Regions from separate parts of the Mus musculus genome. Here region 2 is linked to region 1. The links are chromatin loops, found by intact Hi-C in ENCODE. Cell type or tissue: left cerebral cortex. All regions are shown on one strand. Each heading gives the region's core, and the rest is flanking DNA. Links, peaks and the distances in the headings are about the cores only.

Evidence for each region. Peaks named below come from ENCODE experiments on the same cell type or tissue, not always from the same donor. Only the 100,000 strongest peaks of a DNase experiment are listed, where the experiment ranks them.
Region 2: it touches region 1 in a loop (4-fold over the local background); 1 of 42 quality-filtered maps calls a loop at or near these places.

The regions. Positions count from the first base shown.
Region 1 is chr4:109,051,409-109,056,408 of GRCm38, reverse strand. Nrd1 (nardilysin, N-arginine dibasic convertase, NRD convertase 1) reads right to left here. Exons shown (of 31, transcript NM_146150.3): 21 at 2,385-2,512; 22 at 1,321-1,483; 23 at 88-119. Among named protein-coding and RNA genes, the nearest start is that of Gm32581, 25 kb to the left of the region's middle. In left cerebral cortex, for the core only: a CTCF peak has its summit at 2,663; DNase peaks (open chromatin) are centred at 1,335 and 1,582; H3K27ac peaks cover 1,314 bases.
Region 2 is chr4:109,115,519-109,126,556 of GRCm38, reverse strand. The region is part of intron 4 of Osbpl9 (oxysterol binding protein-like 9); the gene reads left to right. Among named protein-coding and RNA genes, the nearest start is that of Gm52703, 12 kb to the left of the region's middle. In left cerebral cortex, for the core only: a CTCF peak has its summit at 6,347 (motif pointing right); DNase peaks (open chromatin) are centred at 3,773, 5,180 and 8,071; H3K4me3 peaks cover 298 bases; H3K27ac peaks cover 265 bases.

The DNA of each region.
Region 1 (5,000 bases), core at 1-5,000:
GAGTAACAATTAGCTGAGCTACAGCTTAATGCTTCTTTCTGGGAAGGGCACGTAAACCTCAAAGAGAAAATCCAAACCAATACTTACTCAACAACATATTTTAGGAAATCCATCGATTCCTAAAAGATAAAAAGAGAAGCAAACATCTGTAACGTGGTCATTGCAATTCTCTAATTCCTTGCAGCACTAAGAAAGCAGAGAGTCTATCACCTAAATGCTGGACCAGCATTTATCAGGCCAGTTCTGTTTATCAAATACTGTCTCAAGCTGCCCCTCTCTGCCTAGCATGCCCACAGTTTTTAAGTTTCCAGTTTCACATTAGTTTAGCTAGGCCATGCTATGGACAGCGCTATAATTTGGAAGTCTGGGCCAGCTGACACAGCCTGGACAGATAAGTAACAGAACAGCCCTGGGACTTCCTACATCCCTTCTGTTCTACACATAAGATAATGAGCGAAGGTGGCTCAACTCTGGAGTCATTTCTTCTGTGGCTATTTGACTATGTCCTCAGTCCCTCCTGGTCCCCGCACTGGGTCTGACACAGCTTGCTAGTCCTACTTTTCTTGATATTGAGACTCTGAAGGTCTTTCTGTTGGTAGAACAGAAACCAAGACTGGTTTTGTAATTCTATTCTCCCCAGAAAGAAACGGGAAAACAAAAGACACAGTTTAAGTGTGACCCTTTTTATATTCTAACAAAAGGCCACCCCAGCACAGAGCCCCTTTTCCCTCCATGCCTTACCCAGTCACCCAGGGTCTGGATGTCTTCCTCCTAGTTGTCTCCTAAGCACTTCTTTTCATTTATCACATTACGTTCATATAACACAGCTTATCATTTTGCCAGTTTTTAAAGTGTATAAAAATTTAAAGTATAAAAGTCACACTTGTGAGACATAGTTTAAAAAAAAATCCATCTTGTAAAATCAGAACTCTATACTTATTAAACAACTTTCTTCTTTCTCCCTTCCAGCCCTACTGGCCCCTTCTTCTATTTCTGCCACTCTGTCTTCTTTAGATAACTAGAAGCACACCTCATTCTTAGCTCGGCCAAGCTTGGCACACAGGGGCTGGCTGTGCATGTATGTACTTTGTCTCTACATTACAGGTTCCACATATGCTCTTAACACCAAACTAATAACAAACCGGTCACTCAATTGTAACCAGTCTTCTTCAGAAGACGCCAGCTGCCCAGCGTTGGGCTGGAAACTCCTACCAGCTGACAGTGCTGACCCACCAAACCATTTAGGGAAGAAGAATATGATTTCAGATCAGAAAGCGCACTGACAGGCCCCGCCTATCTATCTTAAGAACACCCACTCACCGTGCTGGTGACATTCCCTTGGACCAGGCCCTCAACAAAAAGTTGGGATTTAAAATCCTTGACAAAGTTTAGCAGAGAATCAAGGGAAAGGCCATCCATCAAAGCTTGGTACTTGTCAATCATAGACCAGCGGGAATATTCCAGAATTAAAAGCCGCACATCTCTGTACAAAGGACATTTTTTTAAAATGTTGTAAGAATGTATCTTAAAAATTTTACATCAAGATGCAATAGAAGTGTTTCCAAAGACAGATGATTCCCACCATAACTTAAATTGAAGAAAATCACCATAGTAACCAAAACAGGAATAAGAACTGCATGCATGCAGAGTTCCAGACGGGCTTACTCACCAGTGCAACACACCTTTCTGTCTCAGATATAGAGTGAAATATTCCACATAAGTTGCTAAGTGAGTGAAATCTAACTAATTGTCCACAAATTTTAAATTATTGCTATTTTTGTTAGACGTTTCACTAATTTGTATTACTAGAAGCTAACTCTATAGTGTCTATAATTACCGTGTCTTATTTTATAACTATAGTGAGTCTGGGTAATGGCCCTAGATCATTCTCAGACTGACCTCACTGTCCATCTCCAAACCACCTTCCTAATGGCTACTGGGTTTCTAGAGTTCCTAGTATCTGTAATTCAATTTCTTTGTCATTTATAAAACAAAAGCAGGGCCTATGTCTAAGGTCAGGCTGTTTGATGACCGTTTACAGACGCCCAACAAGGAAATCATCAAGGGGCTTAAAGCCACATGGAAAAGAAAAGGCTGTGTCCACTCACAGGAGCCTTTCTGCCCTTCCCACTAAGCTCTCTACAGGCTGATGACGAGTGCCCCAAGGGCATCTTTGTCTGATTCAGACACATGTGCCCATGTAAGCTGCGATTAACTCGGGCTCCGAGTCACTGACACTTATGCTCTGCTCCCTCTGTGCTCTTCTGAACCTTAGTTAAGTTCCCAGCAGGAAGGCTGAGGCACTGGCACGTCAACATTTACTTCAGCAATGCATACACCTCCTCCTAGGGGCCCTCCAAACACAGCGCATCCTGTACACCTACTTGGCCAGAGTCTCGGGCTTGATGAGGATGTTGAAGTAGGTCTTCTTCAGTTGCTCAGTTATCATGGTAAAGACAGCGGGTGTGGAACTGAACTCAGTCAGGTAGTCAATAATGAGCTGAAAGAGCAGCTAAAAGGAAAATGCACTTTAAGCAACAAAGTATGGAAATATACTAAACCTGAGGGAGGAAATGCTTTCCTCAGTACCAGGCCAGGGAGGGGACAGGCATTGCAGAGGACTCAAGGCAAGGGCTCAGGACTCAACCCCTAGAGGCCAAACCACGAAGTTGCTCAAAGTTGAAGCAATGTGTCTTCAGTTTTCATCATTTTTCTTAAAAACTATCTCTACATGTGCCTTTAACTGGAAGGATATTATAACTGCACATAAATTTTGAAAGCAGTAATAAATGTTTAATTGTCTTATCCAAGTCAGGCATTGTGGGACATTGTGCTTTTAATTCCAGCACTCAGGAGAAAAAGGTAGGCAGCTCTCTGAGTTGAAGGCCAGTTTGTCTACACAGTGGTCTACGTCATGAGTTCCAGGACACCCAGAGCTACATAGTGGGACCCTAACTTTAAAAAAAAGTCTTAACCCAAAATGTGAAGCTTTTTCATTTTCTCTAGCTAGAACTTAAGCTGTTTCCTATTTCTAGGCACTGTATTGTTTTTTCCCAACATGTAACTCACACACTTGTTTCTCACCATTTCTGGAGGGGAACACGTGCTTCAAAAGGGAAACTGCCACTGGATCAACCGCCAATTAAGTCGCTGGCCTCCTAACACTGACCAACCCTGCCTTTCAGTAACTTAGCCAAGCTACATTATTTATTCTACAATGTCATTACATTTAATTTTCAATTTGTTTTAGAAAGCTTGCATCTATACTCTGTAAATTAGTTTTTAGCTTTCTATAAATATATTCTGTATTATGTTTAAGTATTAAGGTGAGGTAAGCCTCAAAATGAAGAGCATCAATTTTCTAAGGTTTATAATTTTAAACAGTTTTCTAAACTTACTTCCCAAACAACACCTATCGTATTCTGGGATTTAATCTGTTTGAATCTTGACGCTCCATTTGAAGGTAGACCAAAGTCAGTACCTCCACAGGGCAGACAGAGGCAAAGGTATAAAGGGCAGACTTATACTCTCCAGCGTTACTCTGCCAGCGCAGGGCTGGGTTCTGCCGGTTCTTTCCTGTGGAATTTTAAAAATATGAACCCAGTTCCAAAAATAATAATAATCTTCCTTAAATTTGCTATTGCTCTTTTGTGAGCAATAGCCTCAAACCACGCCTATGCCAGCATGAGCGTCAGAGAGACAGCAAATGGAAGCAAGATATAACTAAAACACAACACAGGCTGTTTAGTTTTCTATGCACTGCCAGCAATCAGACATGCATGTACGTACACACACACACACACACACACACACACACACACACACACACACACACACACACACACACTGCACACTGCTGGGAGCCTGCCTGAGAACCAGTTTTCTCTGGAAAGCAGCAATGAGGGCAGCACTGTGATTTTCAGGGGGAAAACTAAATTCTGCCAGGGCTAGAATGTTGCTTATTTTGTAATATTTATCTTTCTTAACCCTTTGCTATTCTGAGGCCAGAAACCACTGGCTTCCTGCTATTTAACAGTGGGGGATTCAGTAAACAAGTGATTCCTCTGGGTCTTTGTTCTTTTCTCTCAGCTAGAGCAGCTTGGAGTTTGTTAACTCCTTGAGAGCCAGGAAAAGAATGTCATACAAGAAAGAAAATCTTTTACATAGGCAATATGCATACACACACACAAACGCACACGCACACACACACACACACACACACACACACACTGGTAGAGGCTGATCACCTGTCTCAACTCCACAAAGTGTTCATACATACATACACACATGTATGTACAGACAGACAGACATATACACACATACATTTGATGGGTGGGTAGGGCAGAGCCCCAGATACCACACTTTATCCCTTCTCTCTGGCTTTTTTATGCCTTCTTAGACAAAAGTTCTTTATGAAATTACCTCAAATAAATTGTTACACAAAAGGGGAGTTACAGAAGGATGTTGATATTTAGCTCAAAGCAGTGTTTCGTTGTAAGTTCAAAGCCACAGTTTCACAACGCCTTGCTTTATCATAGCACATCTGAGGCTTCATCCTGGGATCTGATCAATGTTTTTCCTTGATCACAAATTTGTCCCATGCCTAGTTTTCTTTTTAGTGTAATTGTGACGTTACTGCAGCCTTTATTATGCAGCCTTTACTTACAATTCTATGAGGAGTGGGCACATTCTATTCAATTCTAATTTAATCTTTCTGGCAAAACAGCTAAAACCATCTCTTAAAACTTTCTTCCTAAAATTATTTGAATCAAATAAAGAATTCTATAAAATCATTAACTAATCTAAACAGCATTCATTCACAAAAGTTCATCTTTATGTTGACCTGTAGGAACCCTGCCCAATAGGGTGGGCTGGTGCCCAGGAATCGTCAGGGTCTCTAACAGTGACAGGAAAAGCTCATCTGCGGCAAGAAGCAATCCTCAGATGGAGGGGCCTGGGGCCTAGCCTCTCAGCACTCACCCACCTCAGGCCATGCAAAA
Region 2 (11,038 bases), core at 3,254-8,253, 67 kb before region 1:
CTAGTGAGTTCCAGCCAGCTAAGACTTCAGAGTGAAACCCTGTCTCAGAAAGAAAAATTAAAAATCTAGCAATTAATACAACCTGCTGAACCACTTTACAAGGCTATTTACAACGTAGAAGGCAGGCATGCTAACCACTGCAGTATGGAAGCCTGTACTGTCAGTGTGATTGACTGTTAGGGTGAAGGTTCTCTGTAAATCTGACCACATGTGCATTTCAGTGTAGAGTATGACTTCCTAATAGTAGAGTAGTCATCCCAATCACTTTTCTCTGTTGTAACTGCTGGGAGGCTTCTTTTCTATGTCACATGCCATGATGTCATTTGACCTTTGTGTGATATGTCATGATATGGCCAAGTATAAGTGCTGGCCTCATTGTAGGTAACAGCATGTCTTGGAAGCCTTGCTTTAATGTTGCTACTAAGCTGACTTGACAGCTTCATGGGGCTGGGAAGATGGCTCAGGGGTCAGAGCACTTCCTGTGCAAGTGTGAGGACCAGAGTTTGACTCCCCAGCACCCACATAAAGAAAATGCTGGACATAGCCCTGCACACCTGTAACTTCAGTGTCGTGGGGATGCTGAGATGGAAAAGTCCCCAGGATTGCTGTCTAACAACCAGTGCAGCCCAGCCCAGCCCAGCCCAGCCCAGCCCAGCCCAGCCCAGCCCAGCCCAGCCCAGCCCAGCCCAGTTCAGTTCAGTTCAGTTCAGTTCAGTTCAGTTCAGTTCAGTTCAGTTGAGTGAGCGATTGTCTTGAGAGACTAAGGTTTAGAATAATAGAACATACTCCTCAGCCTCCAAATGCATGTGAAAACATGGGTACATGTAACACACACACATGCACACATATATACACATGCAGTCATACACACAGTCACATACATACATACATACACATCACCTTTTAAATAAGTGATTATGCATCGTTGTAGAGACTGCTTTAGAGCTCAGTTTGAATTCTCAGGCAGCTGTTTAAGCATAGACCGTTACATTTTTTTTTAAAGTCTGTGCTACACATGAGTTGGTAATAAGATATTTATAGTCTAGAGAGTTGTCAGTGCGTAAAGGTATTTACCTTGCAAGTCTGGTGACCCAAGTTCAATACCCAGAACCCATATAAAGGTGAATGGAGAGAACCTAAGTCTACAAAGTTGGTCTTTGACCTCCACACATACACTACAACACAGCATCCCATAATGTATGCACACATGTGCATGTGTGCATATGCATACTCCCAATAATATTAAATAAATTTTAAAATATTTTTATATAGCAAATAGCTTTACAATAGCTGTGATTAAAAGGAACAAGAAATGGTGCTTTAACTGTTCTTAAATATACAGTTTGTGTGTACTGTACCTTAGGTTAAAAACAAAATAGAATTTCCTTGCTGCTGTTCAACAGTTTTGTAATTTACCCCAGTAAAGGATAGTTTTGTCAATTTGACACAATCTGGAATCACTTGGAAGGGAGTCTCAAAGAGGGATGGTCTTCTAGTGGCCTGGGCATGTTTTAGAAGAACTGTCTTAATTAAGTTAATGTGAAAACACTCAGCTCACCATGGACAGCAAGATTCCCTAGGTGCAGGAAGTCTTGGACTCTATATAAATGGAAAACTTATCAGGCTGAGCACAGCAAGGCAGCCAGAGAGTAGGTGTGTGTGTTTCTCCCTGCTCTTGACTGTGGCTGTGAGATGACGAGCTGTTTGAATTCAGTTCCTGCTTTGACTGCCCATGATGATAGACTGCGACCTGGAAATGAAAGCCAAAAGAAACCCATTTCCCCTGTGTTGCTTTCTGTCAGGGTATTTTATCACAGCAACAGAAATAAAATTAGAGTACCCTTTTTTGTGTTTATCTCAAACTCCTAGAAAGAAAGGAGACAACAGCTTTTATAAGAGCGAGGCTGAGTGAGTAAGGAAGGCTTGGTAGCTTGTACCCAGAAGTATCCTTTAACCTGTGAGTAAAAGGTCAGCATCAGCATACTAAGTGAGATGTGCTAGCAGTTTCTATCAAGACTGGGAAGCTTGGAGTCCATGGGAAGCCTTTTTAAAAATGAGACACTGAAGTATGATCGCTACGCAGCTGCCAGGCTTGTATGAGTAACACAGACTCAGTTTTTAGGAGACCGAGAAACTAGTCTTTTAGTAGTTTTCAGGCGCTTTGATTTTTATTCCTTGACTTTCATGATTATAGAAATCTTTCATTTAAAATTTGACTATATTTATTTATTTAGGGGGCATATTCTCTCTCTCTCTCTCACTCTCTCTCTCACTCTCTCTCTCTCTCTCTCTCTCTCTCTCTCTTTTCCTCCCTCCCTCCCTCCCTCCCTCCCTCCCTGCTGTGTGTGTGGTTTGTATAGGTTATAAGACAACTTGTAGGAATCAGTTCTCTCCTACTATGTGGGTTTTGGGATCAAACTTAGGTTGTCAGGCTTGGTATAGTGGGAACAAGCAAAAGAAACTTATTCTAAGTACTTACCATTTAATTTTCAGACTCCATTTGATTAGGAGGAAACTAAATTCAAGGTTTCAGGCCCTAAGGGAGCTGGATACTTCCCAATAACTGAACAACTTTCATTATAAGGAAACAGTTATCCAAATCCAGACATCTCAGAGACAGTTTATAAGGAAACAGTTGCCTGAGTCCAGACATCTCAAGGACAGTTTCTCCATCTTTCTGGCATAGTCAAACTAAGTTCATGTTTCCAGGCCTAGGGACCTACTCCTATCCTGATGGATGGAAACTTCCTTGATCAACCTCAAACTATGACTAGACAATGCTAGAACCCACCCTGCTCCCTATCGCTTTATGGTTTCATCCTCTATGCTGTGCAGTGTCCCTTAAGGTCACAGCTCAGCTCCCAAGTCTGTTCTGCAGCCCTGATCGATCAGTAGCGGCTTGATTACAATACATTTTTGCCATTTACATTTACCTGATGTTTGAGTTATGTTGGATGTAAGCGAACCCCACATTTGGTGCGTTGGCCAGGAATCCAATCACTCTACCCAGGCCCCTGGTTTGTTATCATCTGCATTGAGCAATTTCATTTTGAAGCTCAAAACCTCCAGAGGTGAGCCTGTTTTTTGTTTTCTGTTTGGCAGCTGTCTGGTTGGAATCTAAGAAAGGAGAAACTGCACACAGTATTGCTCCCAGGGTCATAGGAGGTCAGGGGACATACTGCTTCCTCTTTGGTTCCCACTGGAGGAACACCTGGTCTGGTTCTGGGTTCCCCTTTGGTGGGACATTTGGTTCTCTTCCCTCTTTTCCCCAACTCTATTGGTTGCCCTTGGCATGTCAGTCTGTCCATGTCTTTCAGTTTATGCCTGTAGTTTCATTTAATTGCCTAATTGTTGCTCTTGGCAGTATTACAGGTATGTGCCACCATGGCCAGCGAATATGAGACTATTTTGAGAACTTTTCTTGAGTGTTAAATTAATACAAGTACTTTTTGAGTACACAGTTGTTTTCTACAACTATGTCGTTTCCCTTGGCTTTGTTAGATCTATTTTTAGCACTATGTAGAAAAATGGGTGTGTTTAACTTTTTCCTTCAAGTGCCCCACCCCTACTCCCACGAAAAGGAAGTGCCTGCAGTACTGATGTGTCATGTCTTCCACAGGTAACATAGTGTGGGGAAGAAGCCACTTAGTCCGGCTTCCTCCAACTTCTCCTTGAGGCTCTCATCAGAGCCTTTGCTCTTTCTGAGGGAAATTTTTGGCTCTTAAGTTAGAATTTAGGATTCTCTAGGATTCATTTTTCTGGTAAGTTTTCTTGGTCTAGTTATAGCACGTCTGTTCTGAACTCTGAGAAGCAACTAAGAACAGATGGTTCGTTTTTACAGATAGCTAGAGGTTAGGTTCCTTTAACTGCCAGAATTTCATTTTCACTGTGTGTTTTAATAGAAATCTTGTGTGTGCTTTTCTGCCTTCCCTATATAAAGATGTTAAATCTTAAGTGGTGCATGTTCAACTCAGAACATACAAAGAGTATAGAGAAGTTATGTATTTAGTTGAGTATTTATTCAAATTCACTGTATTCTACATATTATAATAATTGCCAAGAGTCTGTCTGTGTATAAACTACCCATGGTCCTTGTCTTTATGGAGCCAGTCTACTATAAAGAAGAGAGCAGAAACCACAGTGGTAATTCGATTTCTAAAATCAACAGGCTCAGCAAGTCACAGCACTTGTCATGCAAGCCTTGTGGCCTGAGTTCAACCCCCAGAAACTGTAAATATAGAGGAAGAGAGCTAACCTCCCTCTCTCTCTCTCTCTCTCTCTCTCTCTCTCTCACACATACACACACACACATAAATAAAATGTGATAATGACATGAACAACACATGGCTTAAAAACTTAAACTCAGCCAGGTATGGTGGCACAAGCCTTTTAATCCCAGCACTCAGGAGACAGAGGCAGGTGGATCTCTGTGAGTTTAAGGCCAACCTGGTCTACAGAGTGACTTCCAGGACAGCCAGGGCTACACAGAGAAGCCTTGTTTCAAAACAACAACAACAACAACAAAACAAAAGAAAGAAAGAAAGAAAGAAAGAAAGAAAGAAAGAAAGAAAGAAAGAAAGGGAAAAAGAAAAAAATTAAACTTCTTAAAAATATATAAAATACTATAGTTTCCTCCTATACCGTTCTCTAGAAATAAACACATTTTTATTTCTAACCTTACTAATCCTGATATAATACACAGAGATTTTAAAAGTTATATAATATTTTAAATTTGAGAATTAAATAATAGAAAGTGATTTTATTTACCTGTGGCAAAGAGCTGAATGTTTCTTACTGAATTTAGTAATGTAGGTTTAAAAAATAAAATCTAGACGTTCTCTCAGAATAAAGTTAACTGACCAATGCAGAATCTTATCTATGAAAATTAGGGCAATAGTATCCATCAAAATATAATTAAAATTTGAAAAACTAGTCTCTTGTCCTCTTCTTCCCGTGTGTCCCCTAGACTGGCTCTTTTCACCTCCCTTCAGTGTGTTGAGGCTGTTAGAGCACAGTTTCTGGCCTTCCATCCCCGCAGGCATTTCTAAGCATCCGATGTTATGCCAGTCCCTTGTGAGGAGAGGCTGAGGGTTCAGTGGTGAGCAGGACTTGCACTATAATAGGCATCGTGGGCCCGTGCAGAGGCTGCTGATTCTAATTCCGAACAAAATATTTCTGTTTGACAGCGTGTTAACTACACTTTCCCTTGGTTGTAAGATAGGTATTGCTTCTCCCATATGCCAAGTGATATATGTGCTCCATCTGGCCTAAGTTCCTACATAGGAATTGACTAGCTGACATCAGTTTTCTGAAGACAGACAGGCAAAAACGTTTAGGCTTTATAGACCACTGCTGAAACCTGAGTTGTCCTACATCTGCTCTAGGCACTTGCCTGTGTTCAGGGTCAGTGCCAAGAGAACAATTGGTTTGGCGTAGAACACAACAAAGTATCCTATATTTTAGAGTGGTTTTCAGTTCCAAGCCAGAGAGGGGCAGACAGACAGACAGACAGACACACACACACACACACACAGAGAGAGAGAGAGAGAGAGAGAGAGAGAGAGATTGATTCAGTGATTTCCTGTTTTTTCATATCCCTGCCCCACACGTGCATGGCTTCCCCTATTATCAGTATTTCCTGCCAGGATGGTACATTTGTCCTCACTGATTTCTAGCGACACATTATTGCACAACACATAGGTTTTGTTTTGTTGAGTTTTTTTTTTTTTTCGATGCAGAGTCTCACATAGCAGGTGGGTCTCCATCTCACTATTTCGGCAAGGATGATCGTGCCTCTAGCTCCTAAGTGCTGGGTTTGCAGACATGTACCACCACTGCTAGCTGAAAAAAATGTTAAAGTTAGTTTATTCTTTATAATGCTTATGAATTTGGACAACTTTGTATCGTATGGTTTTACAGTATCATACATAGTATTTTTCCTACCTTAAAAATGTTCTGGGTGCCAGAGAGAGGATCCAGCAATTAAGAACACCTGGGTGATCTTCCAGAGGCCCCAGCTTGGGTTCCCAGCACCCATGAAGCAGCTTATGACTGACAGTAGCTCCAGTTCTAGGGACTCTGATGTCCTCTGGCCTCAATGGGCACCAGGCTTGCACATGATTTATGTGCACACGTGCAGATAAAATCCCACATACAATTTTTTAAAAAGATATTTGACATTCTACCTGTCTATCCTTCTCTTTTCATAGCCCTCACTGTTTATAGTCTCCAGAGTTTTGCTTTGCCCTAAAATGTTATAGGTAGTATTTGGAATTGTATTCTTTTGGGATAGTTATTTTTTAATTTATTTATTTTATGTATATGTGTACACTATCACTGTCTTCAGACACACCAGAAGAGGGCATCAGATCCCATTACAGATGGCTATGAGCCACCATGTGGTTGCTGGGAATTGAACTCAGGACCTCTGGAAGAGCAGCCAGTGCTCTTACCCGCTGAGCCACCTCTCCAGCCCCGGGATAGGCTTCTTAGTTAGGAGACTGTGCTTGTTTCCTCTTGATCTTTACGTGTGTATTGCTTAGGTTTTTGTTTTTATTAACTTGACACAAGCTGTGGTCACCTGAGAAAAGGGAGTCTTGAGAGACTGCCTTCCTCGGCTTGCTTGTAGGCAACTCTGGGGGGCATTTTCTGGATTGCTAATTGATGGGGGTGGGAAGCAGCCCTCTTAGGTGGTCCTGCCCTTGGACAGGTTATGTAATAAAACGAGCCAAGCAAGTGCTGGAAGCAAGCAGGAAGCAGAGTTTCTCTTTTGGTTTCTGCTTCAAGTTCCTGTCTTGTGTTCCCTGGTCTCCCTCAATAATGAACCATAGCCTGTAAACTAAGATTTTTACCCTTCCAGACATGCTTTTTGGTCAGTGTTTTATCACAACAGCAGAGAAGTAAAGTATGATAACATGACTTGATAGATCATTTTGTCTTTATTACTGAGGATTAAATCCAGGGCCTCATAGACAAGCATACAACCACTGAGCTACATTACCAACCAAGCCAAACCTCCAGATCCTTCCCAGACAGTTCAAACTGGAGACCAAGCATTCATACATATGACCTATGGGAGCCATTCTCAGCCAAACCACCATAGTCACATTTTATCAATATGAACTAAGAGTCAAAACAATTACTAAAGAACTCATAATGTAAAATTATAGCCGTGGTTAACTTCCACGAAAAAATTTCATGGGCTACTGATGACCCAAAATCAGAAGAATATACGTTGTTTGTATAGAGATGATAGTGAGAAGTAAATTGAGTCAGGAGTTATTGTGAAGGAGATAGTGTGAAGGAGATAGCAGCTGTCACAAGGTTAAGTTGGAAGGTCCTTGGCAAATTAAAGACTCTTCAAAAGGACCACCGTGTGGAGGGCAGAAATCTAGGGGTGCAAGTTGAAAGATGCAGGTAGGGCTATAAAACATTTGTACCATTCAGTGTTAAGTACTGAGGTATATCCCTTTGTACCATGCAAAGCTGTGGCAAGTTTCTTAATTGATAGTGAGATGCTATGGAAATACACTCTAGCTCTTATGTTGAGAGTGAATTGGTAGATTCAGGAAGACTCTAGTGAGGAAATTATTCCAAGGGCCATTATTTCGGATACGAGGAGAACTGGAATTGAAAACACATTTTTAGTTTGCATTTTAGAATGGATGATAGTGGTTTCATTTACTGAGGTAGAGATCATGGGAGAACTCCATGCTTATAAAGGGGGAATCAGAATGAGCCTCGTATTGAACATTTTGCAACAGTTTACATCAACTAAAAAAAAAAAACATAAACAGTGAGTACAGCAGTGTAGTTTTAGTGTAGTTGATTATTTCTTGAACTCTGTGTGCCACAAAAATGACAGCAAACAATTGGATGCTTCGATGAGTCTTAGGAAAGGCCAAGATACCAAGGAAAAAAGGTACAGAAAAGCATCTTGTTCCTCCAGAACAATGCCAATCATTGGTGTCTGTGATTTCCTGCATTTTGGGCCTCTGTCCAGGTCCTCCAAGCCTGAACTTCGCAGTTACACCATTTGGATTCTTGAAGTTCTTCACAAGCCACCTACACTCCTTATGGTGCTGTCAAAACAGCAAGCCCACGGACGTGTCACCTACAAGTAAAACAGACACCCAAGCTCTTGTTTATTGGTAGACTGTAGTGTTTCCTCCTCTCCCGCCTTCCTCGTGCGACAGAAACAACTTTGTGGAGGCAAAAATCAATTATCAAGGTGGAACTTCTGAGCTCAGCAACTGCCAAAATATGGTGATGGTCGAAGCCGCTGGCGCAGGTGAAGCCAGTTCCAGGCCTATTCCCAGCTCTCGCGGGTGGGAACCCTGAGCCTCCGCGGCTCCTTCGCGGCTCCTTTGCGGCTCCTTCAGCCCTGACGCCCAACGGGGCCAACCGCCAATCGCCAGCCGCTCACCTCCCATGCAGGTGACCCGTGGCCAATCGCCAGGGACCTCTTTGCCAGGGCCAGCCAATTGGGGCTGCGTCTGGACCGCGGCGCAGGGGGAGGGCGGGGGAGGGCGGGAGAGGGCGTCCTCCAGCGGCTCCAGGGCTGGGGTGCGGGGCGCGGAGGGGCATCCGGGTTGGGGAAGGGCCCCTCCCCTGAGACGGCGGCCGGCCGCCGCGAATGGCTCTCCTGCTGGCCGCTTGCGGAGTGAGTAGACCCTTGGGTCCCCCTGGCGAGGGGCCGCCTCTCCTCAGCCCACGCCCCCAAGCCCCCCTCTGTGGCGCCGCTGTCCTGCTTAGGAAATACTTGTGTGGAACTCGGTTCTCTTTTAGAAGGCTGACGCACAATCACTTCAGTTGAGCTCTAAACTCGAAAGCTCAACTCTGACCCAGCCTATTAAATGTAGAATTTGGGATATCTAGGCGTTGTGCTGGAGCTTGGCCCTGTATTTGTGTATCAGTGATGGATGCTGCTGTTTGTGGCTGGGTGGCTAGGGAATGAGGTGGTTTTGTTTTTAAGTAGCTGCTGTAAATATTTTGGAAACTTCCGTATAGTTTCATGGGGTTCACGGGACAACTATAGGGAAGGCTTTAAGGTTGTCAGTTTTAGCTCAGTTGTAGAAAGTTGCCTGTGATTAATATAGCAGGAAGGGAAGGCTCCTGCTGGCCTTTCTGCTGTACTTAAAAAAAAACATTTTTTTTTAAAATCATAAAAGATTGAGAATTATGTTGAAGAACATTTTTAATGTGAAGGTTTGGTATTGCGTTATTAAATTGTTTTACTTTTTAGCTGCCTTACAGAAATTGAAAGCCAAGTAACTATTTCCAGGCTTTTCAGTGTGAAAGCTGGCAGTGGTCTTAAAGTGGTAGTTGAAGTTTAAAACGTTCACAGCGAACGTTTTTAAAAAACAGGAGGTCTCATGAGATTACTCACAGGTCATCCTTGTGAACACAGCCTGTGTCGGAACAACCATTAGAGTCCTGTAGTTACTAGTACTAACGTTTCTTGTCTTACTTTTTGGGGGATGATTTTTTTTTTAAACTTTTGGTTTTTGTGCATCTCTACAAGTTTACTTAAATAGAAGCTCGATTGTTTTAATGTACTCCAGGGCAAGCTTACATCATTAAGAAAGGGATTTTAGTTTTGAGAATTCAAACAAAGCAATATTTTTTTTTGAAGTTGAGTGCCCTTAGTTTGGTTTGGAACAGGAATGACATTGTACTTGAAGCATGTCTCAGTAAATGAGAGGCTGAAAAAATATATTGAGCACAGTGCCCTACTCCCCACATCTAAAGCTCTTTAGTAATATCTCTTGGATTTAACAGGTTTTCTTGTATGATACAGCTCTGAGTCCTTTGACCTCTCTCAGCTGGACTTTTGGGAAATCTGACGAAAGTGAGACAAGCCCCACCCATCCTCTTCACTCAAAAACACATTGACTGAGTCACTGCCATGCTTCTGCTTTGGGTGCCTGCCCAAGTCCAGTTCCTGGCATCCCTATAAGGCCCTCGACAGTGGGTATGCATTCATCCCACAGCTGTAGGTGCTTAAGGTGCTCCCTGTGAGCGGTTTCTCCTTAGATCAGTCTATCCTATGAGCTCTTTCCTTCAGTCTTTCCTTTTTGCTTAGGTTGCCACCACATTTCAGGTGGTTAAGCTTTGGGCTGAACCCTAGTGCCTGCACCCATTGCCTTTCCCTTGCTGTATAAACAAGGCAGTGAGTTACTTTGTGTCCGTTACAGAATTTGTTCATATCTCTTACAGATTTTGCTAAATGTTAATTTTTTTATTTACATGTCAGATTCTTATTAGGTTGTAATTTGCTAGAAATAAAGGTTTTTACTCATCTTTGTATCCCTGGTGTCTTTGTCACTAAGGGAGTGTCTGGCCATGTAGGCTGGTCTCTTCCTTATGTTTCCTTACTCTGAAGAGAAATTCTTAACAGATTTATCAAATTTTATATGACAGAAGGTTCTCACAATGAACACCCAAAGACCCAGGAAAAACTCTTGTTTCTGTAAGTTGACTATGGCTATCTATGGATAGCTACATAGAATATTATTGGATAGAGAACTGTGATGTAATGCAATAATAGACATAATGAAAAGCTTGTCTGGAGTCAGTCAGGGTAGCATTCCTACTGGGCAATGGGCCAGGACTCCTTCCAAAATGAAAGATTTATGACTTACTGTCAGGCACAGGTCTCGAGAGGTTTGTTTGTTTGTTTGTTTGTTCTGTTTTGCCTTGTTTTAGTTTTTGTCTTTTTGAGACAACCCTACCATGTATCCCAGGCTTGTCTTGGATTCATGATTTCCTTTTCTTTGCACCACAAATCCTGGGATTATAAGCATGTGCCACTGTACCCTGGCCTGATCAGAGGATTTCTTTAATGTAGGGGGAAAGGTGAAAGCAAGGTTTCTGTCTGTTGTGGGATAGAAGGGTTATGGTTCTTAAGACGAGCTGAGAGTAAAGGAATTCTAGAGTCTCTTGCTGCTTTGGGAGCTGAGGGTAGAGGAATTCTAGAATCTCTTGCTGCTTTGGGAGAAAAGGGGAACATGAGAAAATCAGATACTTTTTCTAAGTG